Linked DNA regions of Homo sapiens: region 1 is linked to region 2. A link is an interaction called in ENCODE POLR2A ChIA-PET data of the cell type or tissue named here. Cell type or tissue: B cell. All regions are shown on one strand. Links, peaks and the distances in the headings refer to the core of each region. The heading gives the core; the rest is flanking DNA.

Region 1 (5,372 bases), core at 174-5,173, 210 kb before region 2:
CTTTCCTTCTTGTAAAAAACATGGCAGCAAAGACAGGCAGCCAGAAACTGGCTGGGGGTGTCTAATATAGACAGTTATTTGGGGTATGGGCTAACATATTATCAAGGCAGGGTGGGATAGAGAAGGGATAGAACAGGAATTCAACAATCTGCCTGAGATACCAGGCCCCCTTCTTCCCCTGACAAGAGTGGAAGGATCAGATGGAAAACCACAACTCTTGTAGACGGGGAGGAGAGGGCATATGTAGCCCCCATTTCCAACTTCCCTGCATGAAGACAGGGGGGTAGGACATATGGCACAGCAATGACCTCACCAAGGCAAGAATCTGCTGTCTCCCCATGAGTTTAAGAAAATATTTGCTGGCCTCACAGATATGGACTGTCTGTTAAACAGACAGAAGTGTCCCCTCTTTACCTTAGCTCCACAAACAGGAGAACACTGTTGGAAAAGATGAGAAGAGCAAAAAAAATCTCCTCTGGAGAATGATCTAAAATTCATTTGGTAAGTCTTCACATTTAGAAAAACAACCAGAATATATTTCAAATTGCAAAATAGTAATAATTACTATAGCCTGGCAGTGAACAGGATTCTGCCTAGGAAGGGCTATGATCTCCCAGCCCATGGCTGCCTCCTGTTTTAACAAAAGGGATAAAGATTACCCCATGTCCCACTCTCTTCATTCCTTCAGCCTTAAGAAATTCATCAAGAGAGGAGGAGTTTAAAGAGGAGCTGCTTCTGGCAGAGCAATCACTACTCTTCTCTTCATAAACACCATGGCTCTTCTGAGGGAACTCTACGAATAGGCATCTTGTCAACACTTCTGGAGTTCTGATCTGAAAATGGCTTGAAATTGTGTGCTGTGTGCTTTTTCCTTTTTTCAGAAAAAAAAAAAGAAGAAGAAAGCTGGGAGGTGGTTAAACACCCTTATCCCCCAAAAACCTTTACAGAGATTACAGGAGTATTCTTCCAGGAGTCAGAGAGAAAGAACTAAGGTAGGGATAATGTGCCAGCTAGTCTGTCCTGAGGAAATTAAGAGTCCGGTTCCTAGTCAAAGACGAGGGGAAAGAAAGCTGCCAAGTCCAGCAATCCCATTTCCAGCATGAAGAATGGGGGTCTGAAAAAAATTCAATAGTGGAGGCAAAGGGTTGGCCAGTTGAAAATCCATACCACCCAACTCTGGAGTGGAGGGGATGCTGCGGTCCTCAACTCTCTGAGGCACTAAGGCCCATTCATGAGGAAGAGGAAGGAGAGAAGGTTCTTCTTCAGGAAGAAGATGGAGGAGCAGCTCCCCTCACTTCTATTACACTCCTTTTTTGATGACCAAGTAGAAGAAAATTCAGCATTGCTGGGGCAAGGGCTGACATCTTGGGATCACAGAGATGGCAGAATCTTGTTCCAGGTCTTCTGAGGCTTTGCGCTTACTGAAAAGGGAGAGTGTAAAGTTAAGGATGTGGAGTATGAGATTAAGCAGAAATGGAATTCAAGCGTTAAGAAATTTCTATTTCAGCCTCAGCCTCCAAGTATGAGGTACCAAAAATATTTTTTAAAAAACAAGATGGCGGCCGCGCATGGTGGCTCACACCTGTAATCCCAGCACTTTGGGAGGCCCAGGCAGGTGGATCACGAGGTCAGGAGATCGAGGCCATCCTGGCTAACACGGTGAAACCCTGCTCTACTAAAAATACAAAAAATTAGCCGGGCATGGTGGTGGGCGCCTGTAGTCCCAACTACTCAAGGGGCTGAGGCAGCAGAATGGCGTGAACCTGGGAGGCGTAGCTTGCAGTGAGCCGAGATCGCGCCACTGCACTCCAGCCTGGGTGACAGAGCAAGACTCCGTCTCAAAAACACAAACACGATGGCTGGGTGCAATGGCTCACGGCTGTAATCCCAGCACTTTGAGAGGCCAAGGTGGGCAGATCACGACGTCAGGAGTTCAAGACCAGCCTGTCCAATATGATGAAACCCTGCGCCTACTAAAAAATAAAAAATTAGCCGGGCGTGGTGGCACGCACCTGTAGTCCCAGCTACTCCAGAGGCTGAGACAGGAGAACTGCTTGAACCCAGGAGGCAGAGGTTGCAGGTGAGCTGAGATTGCACCACTGCACTCCAGCCTGGGCAACAGAGTGAGACGCCATCTCAAAAATAAATAAATAAATAAATAAATAAGTACAAAATAAAAAAATAATAAAAAATAAAAAACAAGATTTAGGAGGTACCCAGATCCTCTAATCTTGACAATTAACTTCCTGCTCCAGGCCATCAGTGATCCTCTTTATACCTTGCAAAACGTTCACCTCCCACACATCCCAGATACTCACATGGGTGAACTCTGACTCTGCAACTTCAAGCTTTTCCAAGGTTGTACTAACAGGAGAAAAAAAATGGAAGCAGAGAGAAAAAGAATTAGAAGACAACAACAAAGGACTCTCCTTTTAAATCTCATACTGCTTCTCTAATTTTCACTTTGGAATCAATTTAGAATTTGGAAAGAAGAGGCTGAGAAGCTACTAGATTTAGAAGCACACTGTTTTAATTAACCATATTTAGCTTCTTGAATACTATAAAATATTTCCCAGTACCCTGCCCTCTTCTGTTTCAATCTCCAGGTGTCGTAGGTACCCTCTAAGATTGCCCCCAATAATCCCTGCCTCCTGAGATCCATGCCATTGTGTAATTCTCTCTCAAGTGTGGGCTGCATTTAGTGATTCTCTTCTCATGAACAGAATGCAGCACAGGAGATGGAATGTCCATTCTGAGATTAGATTACAAAAATACTGTATCTTCTTCTTGGACTCATGCTCTAGCCCCTGCTTGCCTGCTCTGAGGAAAGCCAGCTCCTATGCTATGAGCTGGCTATGGATAGGGCGATGTGACAAGGAACCGAATACTGCCAACAACCATATAAGTGAGCTGAGAAGCTGATCTTCCCTCAGATAAGCTTTTGGACTAATAGCTTGACTGTAATCTCGAGAGAACCCGAGCCAAAGGCATCCAGCTAAGGTACAGAAACTGGGATAACAAATTTTTGTTTTCTTTTTGAGACAGATCTCGCTCTGTCGCCCAGGCTGAAGTGCAGTGGCACTATCTTGGCTCACTGCAACCTCTGCCTCCCGGGTTCAAGCAATTCTCTCGCCTCGGCCTCCTGAGTACCTGGGATTATAGGCACAAATCACCACACCTGGCTAATTTTTCTATTTTTAGTACAGATGGGGTTTCATCATGTTGGCCAGGCTGGTCTCGAACTTCTGGCCTCAGGTGATCCGCCCTCCTCGGCCTCCCAAAGTGCCAGGATTATAGGTGTGAGCCACCACACCCAGACTGAGATAACAAATGTTTGTTTTCAACAGCTAAGTTTGGGGGTAATTTGTTACACAATAATAGATAATACAGACTTTTGTACCTGGAATTGAGGTGCTGCTATAACAAAAATCTAAAATTTGGGGGTGGTGGCCTGGTGCAGTGGCTCATGCCTATAATCCCAGCACTTTGGGAGCCTGAGGCAGGCAGATCATCTGAAGCCAGGAGTTCAAGACCAGCCTCAGCAACATGGCAAAACCACGTCTCTACCAAAAATACAAAAATTAGCCAGGCATGATGGTGCACGCTTGTAATCCCAGCTCCTCGGGAGGCTGAGGTAGGAGAATCGCTTGAACCTGGGAGGCGGAAGTTGCAATGAACCAAGATAGTGCCACTACATTCTAGCCTGGGTGACAGAGGGAGACCCTGTTGGCAGAGACTGCAGTGAACCAAGATCGTGCCACTGTACTCCAGCCTGGGCAACAGAGTGAGACTCCATCTCGAAAAACAAAATCAAAACAAAACAAAACATTGGGGGTGGCTTGGAGGAGCATTTTAGTGAAAAGGTAGTGTCCTGAATATGCTGTTTATAGAATTTTGGACTTAAAGGGGGTTACCAGTGAGGGCTTAAAGTGAGAAAAATTTTATTGGAACTTGAAGGAAAGGAGATCCTAGTAAGGCAGCAGCACAAAGTTTAGCAACAATGTGATTTGTGATTATGTGAGAAGTAGAATATGTGCCTAATGAATTGGACAATCTAGCTACGGAGATTTCCAAGCAAAGTCCTGAAGGTGCCACCTGGTTTTCTCTTGATGCTTATAATAAAATATAGGAGAAGATAAAGAAATTATGGGAAGGACTATTAAACAAAAATGCCAGAACTTGATAAGTTTTGAAAATTCTAAGCCTCTCCAGAGAGCAAACGATGCTAAAATTAAGAAATGGCAGGCCACATACGGTGGCTCACTTCAGGAGGCAGAGGGAGGAGGATTGTTTAAGACCAGCCTGGTTAACACAATGAGACATCTCTACCAAAAAAAAAAAAAAAAAGGCTTTTGAGCAAGGATAAGCTCCAGAGCACTGCCAAGAAAATGTGGTCTAAAGATGAAGGCAAACATATGACTGTGAAACATCTTATTAAGACCTCAGAAAAACAAAAGGTATTGGTTCAGAGTATAGTCATCCCTCAATATCTGTGGGGGACTGGTTCCAGGACCCCTCCTTGAATATCAAAATCCACAATGCACAAGTCCCTTATATACAATGCTATGGTATTTGCATATAACTCACACACATCCTCCATATACTTTATTTTTATTTATTTTTCTTTTGAGACAGGGTCTCGCTCTGTCACCCAGGCTAGAGTCCAGTGGCGCGATTTCGGCTCACTGCAACCACTGCCTCCGGGGTTCGAGCGATCCTCCTGCCTCAGCCTCCTGAGTAACTTGGACTACAGGAACATACCACCACGCCTGGCTAATTTTTTTGTATTTTTGGTAGAGATGGGGTTTCGCCATGTTGCTCAGGCTGATCTTAAACTCCTAGGCTCAAGTAATCTGGCCGCCTCTACCTCTCACAAGTGTTGGGATTACAGGCGTGAGCCATCACGCCTGGCCCTCCATATACTTTAAATCATTCCTAGATTATTTATGATAACTAATACAATGTAAATGCTATGTAAATAGTTGTTATACTATATTGTTCAGGGAATAATGACAAGAAAAGTCTGTACATGTTAAGTACAGGCCTAACTGTACAGTACATATCAGCAACAACATAACATTTTCACGACTTTTTTTTTTTTTTTCAGTATTTTTTCGTTTCTTTCTTTTTTTTTTTCAAAGGGATGGGGTCTCGTTATATTGACCAGGCTGGTCTCAAACTGCCTCAAGCAATCCTCCCACCTCAGCCTCCCAAAGTGGTGGGATTACAGGCATGAGCCACCACACCAGGCTCTCAAGTATTTTCAGTCCACAGTTGGTTGAATCTGGGATGTGGAACCTGTGGATACGGAGGGCTGATTGTGCTATTCAGTCATACAAAAGGCTGTTCAGAAGATTATGTTTCACAGATCC
Region 2 (5,372 bases), core at 181-5,180:
TCCTATTTCCTTTTTTTTTCTGAGATGGAGTCTTGCTCTGTTGCCCAGGCTGGAGTGCAGTGGTGCGATCTTGGCTCACTGCAACCTCCGCCTCCCAGGTTCAAGTGATTCTCCTGCCTCAGCCTCCCGAGTAGCTGGTACTACAGGTGCACGCCCCCATGTGTGGCGAATTTTTTGTATTTTTAGTAGAGACGAGGTTTTGCCATGTTGGCCAGGCTTGTCTCAAACTCCTGACCTCAGGTGATCTACCTGCCTTGGCATCCCAAAGTGCTAGGATTACAGGCATGAGCCACCGTGCCCAGCCATATTTCCTGTATTGATGAATGACTGAATCCATGTAGCTGCCTGAATGAGAAAATTATATTATTATTATTGTTGTTGTTGTTGTTTTCTTTTAGAGACAGGGACTCACTCTGCTATCCAAGCTGGAGTACAGTGGCTCGACCTTTGCTCACTGCAGCTTTGACCTCCTGGGCTCAAGTGATACTCCCACCCCAGCTTCCCAAGTAGCTAGGGCTATGGGTACACATCAGCATGCCTGGCTAGTGAGAAAACTGCATGTCATGTGAAACTCTTTCTTCTCTATCAGCCCTGAAATGAACTGGACTCCAGATTGTGATCCATCTATCTCTATGATATTCTTTCATCATCCTTTCCACTACTGCTATCCTGGTTTGGGTTCTTAGTATTTCTCACCTGGCCTTGGTACTAGCCTCCTTACTGCTTTCCCTGCCTCTAGTCTGTTTTTTTCCAATAGACCCTCTATACCACTGCTAGAGCAAGCTTTCCTTTCTTCTCTACCTTTTTTTTTGAGACAGGGTCTCACTCTGTCTTCCAGGCTGGAGTGGAGTGGCATGATCTTGGCTCACTACAACCTCTACTTCCCAGGCTCAGGTGATCCTCCCACCTCAGCCTCCCAAGTAGCTGGGACTACAGGTCTGTGCCACAAAGCCCAGCCAATTTAAAAAAAATTTTTTTTGTAGAAATAGGGTTTCACTTTGTTGCCCAGGCTGGTCCCAACTCCTGGGCTCAGATGATCTGCCCTCCTCAGCCTCCCAAAGTGTTGGGATTACAGGAATGAGCCACTGCACCCAGCCTCTTTAGCTTTTTATTCAAATGATAATATATTATACCCACCATTCTGCATGATCTTTCCATAGCAATAGAAAGAGCTGCTTCTTCTTTTTTTTTTTTTTTTTTGAGATGGAGTTTTGCTCTTGTCGCCCAGGCTGGAGTGCAGTGACGCAATCTCGGCTCACCGCAACCTCCACCTCACCGGTTCAAGCGATTCTCCTGCCTCAGCCTCCCAAGTAGCTGGGATTACAGGTGTGTGCCACCATACCCAGCTAATTTTGTATTTTTAGTAGAGATGGGCTTTCTCCATGTTGCTCAGGCTGGTCTTGAACTCCTGACCTCAGGTGATCCACCTGCCTCAGCCTCCCAAAGTGCTGGGATTACAGGCGTGAGCCACCGCTCCCAGCCTAAGAACTGCTTCATTTTAAAAAATAGTTGCATAGCCGAGTACAGTGGCTCATGCCTGTAATCCCAACACTTTGGGAGACTGAGGCAGGAGGATTGCTTGAGGCCAGGAGTTCAAGACCAGCCTGGGCAACATAGCAAGACCCTGTCTCTACAAAAATATATAAAAATTAGCCAGGTTTGGTGGCGTGGGCCTATAGTCCCAGATACTTGGGAGGCTGAGGCAGGAGGATTGCTTGAGCCTAGGAGGTTGAGGCTGCAGTGAGCAAGATTGTGCCATTGCACTCCAGACTGGGCAACAGAGCAAGACTGTCTCAAAAACAAAATGTTGCCTAGTATTTAGTATTCCACTGGATGGATGCACCATAACAAACGTAATACCTTACTGCTGGATCTTTAGGTTGTTTCCAATCTTTTCAGAGTCATTAAATTTGATCATGTTACTCCTTTGATTAAAACCTTACTGGGCCAGGCATGGTGGCTCACACCTGTAATCCCAGCACACTGGGAGGCCAAGGCAGGTGGATCACTTGAGGCCAGGAGCTCAAGATCAGCCTGGCCAACATGGCGAAACCCCATCTCTACTAAAAATATAAAAATTAGCCACACGTGATAGCACACATCTGTAATCTCAGCTACTCAGGAGGCTGAGGAACAAGAATCACTTGAACCCAGGAAGCAGACGTTGCAGTAAGCCTATATCACACCACTCTACTCTAGCCTGGGCAACAGGGCAAGACTCTGTATCAAAAACAAAAAACAAAAAAACTTATCATGACTCCCTATTGTCTATAAGATAAAACCTAAACTCCTTATCATGGCAGCAAGGGCCTCCATGATGTGACCTTTTTCTACTTAACCCAGCAGCACTATCTTTTGTCATTCTCTCTTCACCTCCCGGCCCTTCATATTAAAATAGTCATGCTCATACTTTGAATTCCCCAACATGCCATGCTATTGCTTGAGTTGCTTCTGCTTCTTCTCCTTAGAATGCCCTCTCTCCAACTACCTGATAAATGTCAGCTTCAGTTTTCAACACTTAGCTCAGAATCATCTCCTTCATGAAGCCTTTCCTAACATCTCTCAGGCAGAACTGACCTTTTCCTTCTCCCTGTCTACACTGTACCCTACACATATATAGATCATAACCTTTAACTGCAATTATTTTTATATATGTTTATTTCCTACTAAGCAGAGAATTCCCTGTAGGCCCTCTCTTATTCATCTTTATAACCCCAGTCCTATACATGATAGTATGTAACAGGCATTCAATTAAATTTTCCTTAATAAACAATGGGCTCCCCTCCCCCTCTACTGACTACTCTCACATTGGACCTATAAGCCCAAGTTCCATTTGAGGAAACTAATTTTGCTGGCCGTAGCCCTTGGTCCCACCTTATTAGTTCTAACTGCAGTCCCATTAAGTCCATCCTGATCCTTTAGCTCTAGCCTCTACTTCTACCAGCTGAGTCCTCTGGTTTGTTTCCCACCTTCCCATTCAAATTCATGTCCACTGTCCAGCTGCTCCGAGTCTGAAGGTGTCTCCAATTCGTCTATCTCCAGGTCAGAACTGCCATCAGGAGAGGAAGGTGCAGACTGGGTGGGTGAAGCTCCATCATTTCCAGGCCCCTTAGTCAGACTCAGCCGCAACTCTGGGGCAGAAAGACGCTTGCGCATGGGGCGCTGGCCACACAGGGCTAAAGTGCTGGGGGTACCTGCAGCTGGAGAAAGGGGGAAAAAGAGAACCAAGATGGGTGTGTGTGTTGGAGAGCCGAGAGGGCTAGAATTCCTGTATGTGAAAGTGATAATATGGGGTGAATGCTGAAGAAGGACTCACGCAGGGGAGATTTGGGAAAAGGGGGAAATGGAACTGTAAAAGGATAGAGGTGGCATAGCCCTTTACTGGACTAGAATCAAGAACTTGAGGCCTGGTTTCTACTTGACCTACCTGCCTGTGAATCTCCTTTAGGGTCTTCAGGATCTTCAGAAGTGCCAGCCTCCTCAGGAAGCAATCTAGAGGGGAAGAGATTAAAAGGCGGCAGACATATACACCAAAGGCATCAAGCCAGGACTCAATATATAGGTTCTCTCTCCCCACCATGATTTTATCACCTATGCTGCTTTTTTTTTTAATTGTTTTTTTGAGACAGGGTCTCACTCTGTTGCCCAGGCTGGAATGCAGTGGCACAATCACAGCTCACTGCAGCCTCTACCTCCAGGGTTCAAGCGGTCCTCCCACCTCAGCCTCCCGAGTAGCTGGGCCTACAGGTGTGCACCACCACACTTGGCTAAATTTTGTATTTTTGTAGAGATGGGGTTATGCCATGTTGCCCAGAGTAGTCTTGAACTTCTGAGCTCAAGTGATCCACCTGCCTCGGCCTCCCAAAGTGCTGGGATTACAGGCATCAGCCACCACGCCCGGCCTCTGTTTTCTTTTTCCCATTTTTTTCCTTCAAGTCCTAATTCACCATCCCTGTGTCCATTTGCTTTTTTTTTTTTTTTTTTTTTTTTTTTTTGAGACAGAGTTTCACTCTTGTTGCCCAAGCTCGGGTGTAATGGCACAATCTCAGCTCACTACAACCTCTGCCTCCCAGGTTCAAGTGATTCTCCTGCCTCAGCCTCCCGAGTAGCTGGGATTACAGGCATGTGCCACCACACCTGGCTAATTTTGTATTTTTAGTAGAGACGGGATTTCACCGTGTTGGTCAGGCTGGTCTCAAACTCCTGACCTCAGGTGATCCACCCGCCTCGGCCACCCAAAGTGCTGGGATTACAGCCATGAGCCGCCGCGCCATCCCCTCCGTCCATTCGTGACCACCCCTCCCTTCTCCCAGCCACCCTCACACGTCCTCACCTAGGGAATTCTTCATCCTGCCATTCCTCCTTCAGCTCCAACTCCCCATGTCTCAGGGCTGCTCCTAGTTCTGGTGCTTCTGCAATCTCCCTGACCCTAAGACAGCCCCCAAGAAGAAAAGATCAAGGGAACTGAATAGTAGGTAAGAATAATTGAAATGAAGAACAGTAATTGAGATACAGAGCAGAGGATAGGCCTTCAAAAGGACTCAGATCTCTTGCCTCCTATACAGATGCTTCTCTTACCTTCACCACTTGCTAGAAGCAGATTACCTGCTGTTAAGTTTGGGAGCAGACGAAAGATGGAATGTAAAGTTAATCATATTTACCTCTGTAGCAGTTGCTCCACCTACAAAGTTGGGGTGAGAGATGTCCCACATTACAAGTGGCTGGAACCCAGCTAGACCCACCCAGCTATCATTGAGCAAAGTCGGGAAGACGGTACCTAGTTAGGCCTGCCTTTCCTCCACCGAGCTGGGGAGTGGCTAAGGGAAAACATGGCATAAGTGGAGGGGTGGAGGAAGAAGGTAAGGAGAAAGATTTGCCAGAACGAGAACCTGGACCTAAACTCGGTTCTGGTTCAGCTTTCCTGATGGCCATTCTGGAGGGTGAGGGTTAGAAAATAAAAGAACACAGGCAGATTTATCAGGTACAACATATTACAGAAACTTCCTTTATTTTTAAACCAGGGAATTATCCTGGAATCCTGTTCCCCAGTTCCATACCATACTGACATTTCCTACCTAAAACCACCCTCATCTCTTCTCTGCAAACTCTCTTACAGTCTTGTCTCCTTGAGGAACCCGAGATTTGACCCAGTAAGAGCTGGGTGGTGGGGAAGTCTCTCCGGACTGTTTATTCACTGTTACCAATCAAGTGAGCCAAGATCTTACTTACCCAACATCTGTCTTTTTTCCTGCCTCTTGTATAGTTCCCATCTTCACAAGTCTTCCTGCCTCCTTCTTTAAACACCTAGGAGTTGTTGGGGAGCTGGTTGTCCCAGCCCCCAACACTTCCTTACCTCTTTTCTGTCTCAGCTG

Evidence for each region. Peaks named below come from ENCODE experiments on the same cell type or tissue, not always from the same donor. Only the 100,000 strongest peaks of a DNase experiment are listed, where the experiment ranks them.
Region 1: POLR2A ChIA-PET joins it to region 2 with 10 read pairs; 3 of 35 experiments call an interaction of 5 or more read pairs at or near these places.

Annotation. Positions count from the first base shown.
Region 1 is chr1:151,243,912-151,249,283 of GRCh38, reverse strand. It overlaps PIP5K1A (phosphatidylinositol-4-phosphate 5-kinase type 1 alpha), which reads right to left. Exons shown (of 16, transcript NM_001135638.2): 15 at 2,319-2,364; 16 at 1-1,421. The coding sequence ends at 1,419. Among named protein-coding and RNA genes, the nearest start is that of PSMD4, 8.1 kb to the left of the region's middle. In B cell, for the core only: no CTCF peak of the experiment used is centred there; no DNase peak of the experiment used is centred there.
Region 2 is chr1:151,036,624-151,041,995 of GRCh38, reverse strand. BNIPL (BCL2 interacting protein like) reads right to left here. Exons shown (of 10, transcript NM_138278.4): 1 at 5,230-5,372; 2 at 4,334-4,429; 3 at 3,428-3,492; 4 at 2,970-3,200. The coding sequence starts at 5,270. Among named protein-coding and RNA genes, the nearest start is that of BNIPL, 2.7 kb to the right of the region's middle. In B cell, for the core only: no CTCF peak of the experiment used is centred there; no DNase peak of the experiment used is centred there.